Linked DNA regions of Homo sapiens: region 2 is linked to region 1. Evidence: read pairs that join two places in POLR2A ChIA-PET (ENCODE). Cell type or tissue: MCF 10A. All regions are shown on one strand. Links, peaks and the distances in the headings refer to the core of each region. The heading gives the core; the rest is flanking DNA. Region 1 holds the start of LOC105369576 (a long non-coding RNA gene). Region 2 has its middle 5.1 kb from the start of ADAMTS15.

Region 1 (5,377 bases), core at 127-5,126:
AGGAGTTTGGCTAGGGGTCTGAGAGACACTGTCAGACCAACCTGCATTTGAAATGGGCCAGTGTCTGAGTCATGACAACATAAAGGTAAAGGTGCCCTGAATGTGCCCCTAGTCCCTGGGTCTGCTCTCGTCACCTCTTGTCACTTCAGGAAGCAACAGCCAGGAGTGAAACATGTAACCTGAGGTGGGAGGAAGGAATTTTTCAGAAGCTCTTCCTGGACAAGGTGAGTCCTCATGAACTGATCCTGACCCCTATGAACCCATACCCTATGAGCTCAACCTCCTAGATGAGGAGCGTTCCACGAATAAGACCCATATGTTAAGATCCTGGAGCCTGAGGGATCAGGTGGCCTGATGGGGCAGACAGTTCTAAGTTGCCTCCTGTTTTGGCCAATCTTCTGGGAAGCATAGGTACCTGGAAGGGTTTATTGAGATCTGAAGAAGAAGGCATCAATGTCCAGGAGAGCCTTACTTTCATCATGGGTAGCCCAAACAGTCAGCCCTCAAAATAACTTCTAAAACAACCAGACTATTCAGATAAGATGACTGATTGCTCTTGCCACCTAACCTCTGAGGTCCTGGTTGAATAGTCCGTCGTTTCCTACCAGGAGGCCCTGGGAGGTCCAAAGACATTTTCCCCCTGGCACTGGCGACCTATACCTGGTTTCTATGGAGGCTCTGGAGACCCTGATGGGCAGTTGATCCACATCTTCTGGGTCCCCCAATCCCTCCAGTGAAAGATGACCCCTTCTGGGATAGCCCAGGTGACCCCATGCAGGGTGGCCTAATATTGAGGGGAGAGTCAAGAACCAATTCCTGGATCATACCATAAAGCCTGTGGTGGCCAAAAAGAAAATGAACCTTTCCCACCTCCTCCACTCTGAGGGGCCAGAGGAAGTCTCTCTGGAGTAGGACCCCTAAATGGATGAAGAAATTCTGGTGGGATCATTGTTAGAGTTGGTGGGCATCATCACCAATAAGCATCTCTTTCATGAAAGTACTGGTGGTGGCATAAGTGGGGGCAGTGAAGATTTTTCATGAAGGTCCTGGACATGGGGGATGCTGTGACCCCAAGCCTCATGATGTCCCTGGTCACTGAGGCCATGACCATCAAGGTCTGCCCTCTCGTGAGCACTCTGGCCATGATGGCCCTGGGCCACTGAGGTCAAGATGGAAGCTACAGCCATGAAGGAGACAGATCAACCTGCTCTGTTTGCTGACATTTGATGATAAAGGGCAATGCCACTATGAGAACAATTACGTCTTTTACCACCTGAGTGTCAAAGTCCCTCTTGCCCTAGGGTCCACCGGCCTGCCCTGCCCTCATATTCATGGAAAACTGCAATCTTGCTACTTCTGCCCTATCATGACTTCTGTGAGGTCCATTTTTCTCTTTCCCCAACTGATAAGGAGCTATCCCCCTCACTTCCCACCTGCATGGGTTCCTGGGGGTTTTCTGACCATTGGTGTGCACTGATGTGCATATTTTCCTTCTATCTGGGGAGGAGAGAGACCGGACACATTCTGCATCCCTGGACTGCTGAAGGGGAGACTCTTTTTGAGGAGATTCATCCTGCACCTCAGTCTCCTGTCCAAAATTACCGTTTATGCATGCGAACCTAAAACTGGTTACCTTGGAAAACACACACACATGGATGGGGGTGCACACACACACACACACACACACACACACACAAACTTTGCTCTGCATAAAACAATCTTAAGAAACTAAAAAGACAAGTTATACACTGGGACAAAATATTTGCAAATCACTTATGCAAGAAAGGCTCGTATCCAGAATATGTAAAAAGCTTCAACAATAAGAAAATCAACAATCTAATTGAAAATGGCAAAGTATTTGAATAGACGTTTTTCCAGAGGATATAAAGCTGGCAAATAAGCATTCAAAAGGAAGTTCAATGTCATTAGCCATTAGGGAAATGCAATTAAAAGCACAATGAGAAATCACTACACAACTATTAGAATTGCTAAGAAAAAAAATGAGAATACCAAGTGCTGACGAGAATGTGCAGCAACAATGCTGATGGGAATGCAAAATGGTTCAGACACTCTGGAAAATAGTTTGGCTATTTCTTATAAAATCAAACATACACTTATCAGGTGACTCAGCAGCAATTCCACTCCTGGGTACCTACCTGAGAGCAGAGAATTGCAGCTGGAAGTAATTTTGTCTCCCAGGGCTATGTCTGGAAATATTTTTCTTTGTCACAAATGGGGAAGCATCTAATGTTGGTGCTAAACATTCCACAATGCACAGGACAAATCCCACACCCCTGCCAACAAATAATCATCCTGCCCAAAATATCAGTGGTGCTAAGGTTGAGAAATACTTCACCACACACAAAAAAATGTGTGAACACAAATACTCATACATAATGTTTATAGCAGCTGTATTCAGAATTGCCAAAAACTGCAATTAACCCTAATGTCCTTCAACATGTAAATGAAAGAGCAAACTGTAGCATGATACCATGAAATATTACCCAGATATAAGAAGGAACAAGCTATATTGATACACACAACAATTCAAATGAACCTCAAAGACATGCTGAGTGAAAGAAGCTGGTCTTCAAAGGATATATACTGTATGATTCCATTTCTATGATATTCTCAATGCTTTTAATAGCCTCTAGTAGAACATTCTGCTCTAACATCACTCACAGTACAAAATCTGGTGAAGGAATTTGCCCCCAGATCTGGGTAATGGGCGGTGATTGGATTTTTTGTTTGTTTGTGATTTTAAAGGTTTTTGTTGTTTTTATTTTCTTCCTTTGTGTTTTTCCACCTCTGTATATAGTGGGCAGCCGGCTCTGTAACATTTTCAAAACAGTCACAGTGCAGGAGATCCAGGGAGAAGGTAAAAGTGTAATTCCTCCAATGCCCTGGCCGCTGGCACCAGTTCTGCCTCAATGATCTTGGGTGCTCATGCTGCATGCTCGCAGCAGCTATGGGTGTCAATGGGAGAAAACCCGGCCTCAGGAGACAGAAGGCTGGGCATTACCTCTCTGTGCCACCTAGAAAGCTGTGCTCATGGGAAAGGAATGTGGCAGCCTGCCCTCTGAGGAAATGTCCGCCCAAACATTTTCATGCAGGTCATTCAATATATTGCATGGGATTTGCTGAGTATGTCTAAGAAAAACATCTACATTTTCCTGGAAGGCATTAAAATTCTCTCATTTGAAATGTAATCATTTGAGAATCTTGAGGGACTCTGATGATGTGTTATAAGACAGGCTGCAGAATCCAGGGCACAAATCGTAGTAAAAGGCCGAGCCTGGACTCTGGGAAAAGTTTTGTGTGAGGAGAGTCTCTGAACTCCAGGATGGCTGAAACATCTCCAGGAGAGCTGCTCCAGATTCCAAACAGACTTGGGCAGTGATGTCAGAAGCAACGGAACCGTGTCTTCAATAATAGGCTCCTGTGAATATTAATTGCAGCTGCCAATAAGTATTGCTGCTAGTTTAAATAAGAGCTTGGTTTTAATTCTTAAAAATTAAATAGACAAAAAAGTACTGAACCTCGTGAGCGACCTGACTTCATATAATCCCAGTTTCTTCTCTTGATCCTGATACATGTATGAGATTGGCTTCAGTCAGCTGAAGGGCTTTGAGCACAGGGAACACACAGCCCCAGGGCTATCAGGGGCCTGGAGTGACCTTTGAAGAGCTTGTCCTGTGTTTCTGGATTCAAAGACTGGGGCCTCCCTTCATGTGCAGAAGTCGAAATACCTGCCGCCTGTGATGGAAAGGCAAGGGGTGAAAAGGCTGAAGGACCCACTTGCATTTCGACCAGTGAGGCAGCATGACTAAGCTTTCCCTTTGGCTGAGGGGTAAGCACAGAAGATAGCAAAGCTTGGGTCAAATGAGGCAACCCTGGCAGAAAGGCTGAATGGGGTGCACTGCTGCCCCAGGTGAGAAAGAGCCAGCACTGGGATGTCTGCTACACAGACATCAGCAACCCCAAATATGGAGGGCAATGGCCAAGTAAGCCCTTGGCACTCACTACCTGGCCTCCAACCAGGAGGTCACAGCAGGAAGGTGGGGGCAGGGGCAAGGAGAGAAAGACAGCCCATCCTATTTCCTGCTGCAAGTTTCTGAGGCTGGGATTGAACTGTTGGGAAGGGGAGAAGCTTTGAAATGGGTGAGAATTGCATTTTGATTTAAGCTAAATAGAAAATAAGATCATCCCCAAACGTACCTAGGAAAGCAAAGGGAGCTGCCAGGACTTCTTCCAGACATGGAGAAAGAAGATTGCATAGAGAAGGTTTGAAGGGCAGTGGGGTAAACAGAAAATTAAGTTACTCCTACTGGAAACCTCATGCAGTGCTTCCCTAGCCCTGGGCCCGAGCAGGATGAGTTGAGGATGTGCTGAGATAGTAATTCCCTCAGCTCTCAACATAACTGTGTGGGGTCTGGAGAAGGCAGAGCCCCGGAAGTGAACATATCTGGATCTCTTTGGCCATAATACAATTATGACTTTCTACATATGCCATGGCCTGAACAATATTGGGAGCCTGGCCTATTGCTCTGTCAGCAAACTGGTTACAACTGGAAGCAAAAATTCATTGGGATTGCCTGAGGCAGAGACATTTCCTATCCATTGCCTCAGCAACCATAGAAGAAGTAAATAAATCACCTCTCTTGTCTAACCAAGTGCTTCCTAGCCGCAAGAAATGTGATTCTTTACTTGCAAATGGTGTCTTTTTCCATCTACTATATGTGGAAAATATAGTATATGCATAATGTGTTTGATTCTGCTAAACTGATGTCAGAATTCTGGAAGATCCTTAAAGCCTCTAGAGGAATGAGTCAACAAAGGGAATTTGAGGAAGGGGGAGTGCTAAAAACAGAAGCAGGAGAGGCTTGAACAGTTATTGGACAAAGGAGGTATCAATCATTTCTGTTAAGCAAATCAGCTCCCGGCAGATTAGCTCACAACAAATTAGGTCACAGGAAACAAGAACCCAATGGGTGGTCCTAATGGAAACTCAAGGTTTGAAAGGCAGTGATGTAAGACAAGCAACCCTAGAGAAAGAAGCGGCTGTCACAAAGGCCAGACCCAAATGCCATGTTAAGAGATGGATGAAGACTAGGAACTGTAGAGAAGGGTAGAACCAGTGTTAACTTCAGCTGATGTACATGCTTCTGCCAAATAAAACTGCACAGCAGTAAAACAGGCAGAGAAGAAAGAATCAACAGCAAAGGTAGAACTGGAACCATGGAAATCTCCAGGAGAGAGGTAAAGGGAGGGGCTAGCCTAAAGCCCAGAGACAGTCAGAAAGTGTCCCACTCACCTGAGGGACCAGGACAGGGGAGGCTTGGGAGTCCAGGTCTGAGACGACGGATGACAGCCCCCA
Region 2 (5,377 bases), core at 301-5,300, 340 kb after region 1:
ACAGCAATGATAAGTCATTTATTTGGGGCAAGCAATTGTTTTACTACACCCGGCAGTTTTAAAGGTGGATTGCAAGGTTTTCAACGGCACTTTACTTTCATTCTGACCCATGGGTTTTGGCAAGGGCTGCAGCATGTCAGTCAAGATGGCAGGGACCTGAGACAGGAAGTCCCTCCCACTTAGTGCTCCCCCTGCCCCAATCACAGCCCAGCTATTCTCACCCCTGAGCACAGAAACTGGCCATGTGGATTTGCTCAAAGGGATTAGCATGTATTGCAGGCTTAGTATGTGCTAAACATTGCACCAAGAGTTATATGTGCATTCTCGTATTTAATGCTTGACTGTCCCCTCTTGGAAGCCTGTGGTTCCATCCAATCACTTTTGCCAGGGAATTGAGGATCTAGGGATATGTTGAGCACTTGAGTAGAGGTGATACTCAGGATTGGCACTCCACTTCTATCACTGATCTGATTCTCTGACTCGTCTGTCAAAAGAGAAGGGGTTATCCTAGCTCAGAGGTCTTCAGCCAGAGAACTGCATCCAAAATCTGTGGTCTAGATAATACCTAAGATAACGACCAGGTCAAATATTACATGACTGATTGAGGCCTATGGAAGGGAACATAGTACAGTGATTTAGAGCCCATGGTCAGAGGGCCCTGTGTGCATGCCTCCACCAGATCTTAGCTGTGCAATCTTGGGTAAATTACTGTACCTCTCTAAGCCTCACTTTTCTCATTATTAAAATGGGGATACAAATTCTACCCACTGCCTGGACTAAATGAGTTAATATTATACTTCCAAAGTGTTTGGCAATGCTTGGTATATTTTAAAAGTTCCTTAAATATTATCGAATAGTACTGCTAATATTCTTATGTGCTATTATTATTACTCCTCCTAGTGCTATCAGTCTCTGCTAGGCCCTCCAAGCTGATTGCTGTCATCACCTTCTGAAGTTTTCTGGGGCGTGTCCTCTCCCAGTTCTGCTCGGGAGCTTTCACATTGGCTCCCACGTCCCACTTCCATAACGGGACTCCACAACCGCCATGGAGTTCTCGCTTCTCCTGCCCTCCATGATCTTAACATCCCTGGAAAATAAAAAGCAACTCCCTGTCAATGTATGAAAATGAAAATTTTTTAAAAAGCAGCTCTTCCCCCAGAGGACGACTGGGGGTCTAAGCCATCTGTCAGATCTAAGACCCCCAGCTTGGCCTTTCTGTCCTTCGCCAACTAGGCTGGCCTCTTCACAGCCTCCAGGTCTCAGCCCAAGTACAGCCCCCTCAGAGGGGCCTTCCCAGACCGCCCAATCTGAGAAGTCCCAAGTCACAATCATGATTGCATGTTTTGTCTTGTCCACTAGCATTTACCTCTATCTCTCTATCTAAACCTATTTTGCTCACTTAGATCTTTTTTTTTTTTCTTGACTGACTTCCCTCCGTTAAAATGAGAGCAGGACCTTCCCCATCTCGTTCACTGTTATATCTCCCAGAGCCTGACACAGTGCTGGGCTCACAGGGGCGCTCCAAAGATACTGAGCAAATGAATCAACCCAATTCTAATCCAGCTTGGTCCCTTACAGTCTGTAAAATATTGGACAAGATACTTCATCTCCACAATGAAAATGTGGCTCTCTCATAGAGCGAGTGCCTGACATACTTCTCTCATAATTATGTATTTCTACATCTCTCTGACAAAAACCTTAGCCTGGCACCCTAGTTACCTAGCCCAGTACCCTAGTCACCTAACCCAATACCCCAGTCACCTAGCCTAGTACCCTAGTCACCTAGCCCACTACCTTCATCCCATAGGTGTGGCAGCTGAGGTCCAGAGAAAGGAAGTTACTTGCCTAAGGCTACCCAGCCAGTTTCTCTACTCATCTCATGAAATCGTTTCTCTTTACTCTTCATCTGAAAGCCTGGCCCTAGCTAAATTCATTAGCTTGAGTGCTCCTGCTCAGAAAGTGTTCTTTCAGCATGCGTATTTATGTGAGCCTTTCCTCCCATACAGAATGGCCTCTCAGCCTCATCCATGCCTGCCTATATAACCCTCACTTCCTATAGGAAGCCCCTTGACTTAACTCACACAGCTCTGGTTGCTCTTTTTTGTTAGTTCCTCTGGCATATATGCATCCCATTTCCAGCATAGGCAGAGTCCATTTGAACTCGCTTGCCCTTTGCTAATTGTGTGTTCATCCCTTTTCCCGAGACTGGGCTGCAGCCACACTTGTCTGGAAACTCATCAAAAGGAGGGCTTCCTTTCCTATTATACTAGTCTCCATGACAGTCCCCAGAGGAGGTGTTAACTTCCTGGTCAAGCCAGCTGGATGCGGCAGGTTCCAGGTAGAAGATCAACTCAAAAAGGTAACTCACAGAGGCCAGAAGGAGGCAGCCACAAGGATTAGGTTTGGATTTCACTTCTTTTTTTTTTTTTTTTTTTTTTTTTTGAGACAGAGTCTTGCTCTGTCGCCCAGGCTAGAGTGCAGTGGCGCAATCTCAGCTCACTGCAACCTCCGCCCCCTGGGTTCAAGCGATTCTTCTGCCTCAGCCTCTCAAGTAGCTGGGATTACAGGTGCCCGCCACCATGCCCAGCTAATTTTTGTATTTTTAGTAAAGACGGGGTTTCACCATCTTGGCCAGGCTGGTCTCGAACTCCTAACCTTGTGATCCACTCGCCTTGGCCTCCCAAAGTGCTGGGATTACAGGCATGAGCCATCGCGCCCGGCAGATTTCTTCATCACGGGATGAAGTCATCACAGAAGTCATCACAGGATGACTTCTGCCTACCTGTGAAATTGGGCATCCTGGAGGATCTCTTCAAAACAGGAGAAAATAATTAAGGAGAAAAACGGGGTGGAGGGACAAGCACTATGATCTGGGCAAGATTTTAATGGGCAGGGAAATGACTTAGGAAAGTCTCCCAATTCCCCAGATTAGCTATTCTAAATCATTGGCCTACCATGTTAGGACTTAAATCGGTTTTTACACAGCAGCATGAAAACAGATGTACAAATTTATCATGTTTTGAGCTTAGGACTTGATCATTCTTTACCAAAGATCCCTAAAAATCCCAGATGCGTTTAATCTGCTCCTCTTGGAATCTGTGCCACAGAGGTGGGCAAAGCAGGCAAAGTATAGAAAGGCACAGGCTTCAGGAAGCCCCCGGGAAGGCCCAGCGAGTGTTAAATGACTGAGCTGCCATCATCCACTGGCTTCCACAACTGCTGGAGCTCTTGGCTGGTCTTCTCCCAGATGCAGAGACAGCTGAAGCAGCTGGAGATTCATCTAAGGCCCCATGAATTACAGCCCTGGCCTGAGTTCATTCTTCATTACTCAGAGGAAATATTTAACTCTGTTTTTTCCCTCTCAGCCACCCACTCTGTTTTTGACTCTGGGGCTAAGCGTTTAAGTAGAAGTCTCTCTGGTGCTAACTCCTGTATTTGTTCTCTTGGATGCTAGGAAATTAGAGCAAAGGGTCTTGATGTGGCTTGGACAAACTCAACAAACAATAGTTCCAGGCTGCCTCCTTTCACCCTGAATCCCCCTTAGACAGTCTTAAATAACAGCTACCCCCCTGAAATCTAGGGCTCCCTGATTCAATCATTTATTTTATAGATTTACACACACGCCCCAGGACAAATTACTTTGGAGCTCTTGGCTATTCTGCGTATAGCTGCACCTTTAGCTTTTAGGCTGGTTGAAGGAGAATGCCTAAAATAGAGATGAGATGGATGCTAAATCCTCAACTCCTATCTAGGGATTTAGAAAGCAATTAGTTTTTCCTGCCAAAAAGCTTCTATCTCCTCTACTCTTCCCAGTATGCCCCTTTTCCCACCGTCAACAAAGAGTAGCTTCAAGATTGAGCTTGACCTTGAGCCTCAGGCCTCCACCCCATCTCTAGCAAAGGACCACCTCCGGGCTCCTGCAACCCAGATGAGGTCCCAACACAAAATTGATTGCTCTCCCAGGTAGCATGGTTTCTTCCATTAGCTCATCCTCCCTCCTAATAAAAATACTTGACATATACAAAATACCATATGACTTGTAAATAAGTTGATATATATTATCATTCCATCCTTACAAAAATACTCAGGGAGGGGAGCGATGGGACAGGAGTTATTAACATCTCCTTTTTGAGTAAGAAGAACTAAGACTCAGAGTTTAAGTGACTCAACAAAGATCACCTTATCCCTGAGCAGCAGATGTATAACTGAAACACTCCTCTCCTGTTAAATTCCAGCCCTGGGGACTCCTCTGACCTCAGCTGCCTTTCTTCTGGTAAGACCATCCTATTTCCATTTTTCATTTTCCCATTCTGACTCATACCATGGGTGTACCCCAGTATCATACACTTCCAGCCACACTCAGCTCTCCCCCGTCTTCCTCCCCTACACATACTCCTTCTCACACTCCTTGAACACATGCTCACAAGCTAGTTGAAATAGAATTCATGAGAATCCAATGAGTTGCCTTTAAGCTGAGCCTACTCTGGGTCAACAATTAGCTTAATGGCCCTAAAGTGACTTGGCCCACTGTCTTTGGAGCTTCAACAAGAAGCCACGGAAAACACCCATGGAGTATTTTTCCCACTGCGTTCATTTTTACTTTGCTGCCTGTGCACTATGGCATGGATAGGGTTTGGATCTCTGTCCCCACCCAAATCTCATGTCAAATGGTAATTCCCAGTGTTGCAGGTGGGGCCTGGTGGGAGGTGATTGAATCACGGGGGCGGGTTTCCCACTTGGGCTGATCTTGTGACAGTGAGTGAGTTCCTGTGAGAGCTGCCTGTTTGAAAGTGCCTGGCACCTCCCGCTTCTCTGTCCCTTGCTCCTGCTCTGGCCACATGATGTATGTGCTTCCCTTTCACATTCCACCATGAGTGTAAGTTTTCTGAGGCCTCCCCAGAAGCAGAGCAGATGCCAGCATCATACTTCCTGTATATTCTGTGGGACCGTGAGCCAATTAAACCTCTTTTTCTTTATAAATTACCCAGTCTCAGGTATTTCTTTACAGCAATGAGAGAACAGACTAATACAGACACTAAAGGAACTCAGCTCACTGGATATTAACATAGATCACGTGGGCTCTAATGCAGCAATCCTTAACCATCCGGATCCTTGGAGAATGCCACAAACACTGTGAAACCTCCTCCCTGACAAACACCCAGGCACATGCACACGCAAAATTCTGCCCACAATTTTGGGAGATTTGCAGCCTCTCAGAAGTTCATTCTTTAACTCCCAGAGGCTTAGAAAGACCTGCCCATGCCCAAAGAGGAGGAAAAGTTTCTTCTCTCACTGGGAGTAAGTTGTGAAAACACTTGAAAATCAAAAAGACCATGCCAGGACCTGAGCCTAACATACCAGCCCTTGTATGACTGAG

What was found. Peaks named below come from ENCODE experiments on the same cell type or tissue, not always from the same donor. Only the 100,000 strongest peaks of a DNase experiment are listed, where the experiment ranks them.
Region 2: POLR2A ChIA-PET joins it to region 1 with 5 read pairs; 3 of 35 experiments call an interaction of 5 or more read pairs at or near these places.

What each region holds. Positions count from the first base shown.
Region 1 is chr11:130,785,143-130,790,519 of GRCh38, reverse strand. It overlaps LOC105369576 (a long non-coding RNA gene), which reads left to right and starts at 5,048. Exons shown (of 4, transcript XR_948197.4): 1 at 5,048-5,259. It also overlaps the pseudogene PPP1R10P1. In MCF 10A, for the core only: no CTCF peak of the experiment used is centred there; a DNase peak (open chromatin) is centred at 3,049.
Region 2 is chr11:130,440,830-130,446,206 of GRCh38, reverse strand. No RefSeq gene overlaps it. Among named protein-coding and RNA genes, the nearest start is that of ADAMTS15, 5.1 kb to the left of the region's middle. In MCF 10A, for the core only: no CTCF peak of the experiment used is centred there; no DNase peak of the experiment used is centred there.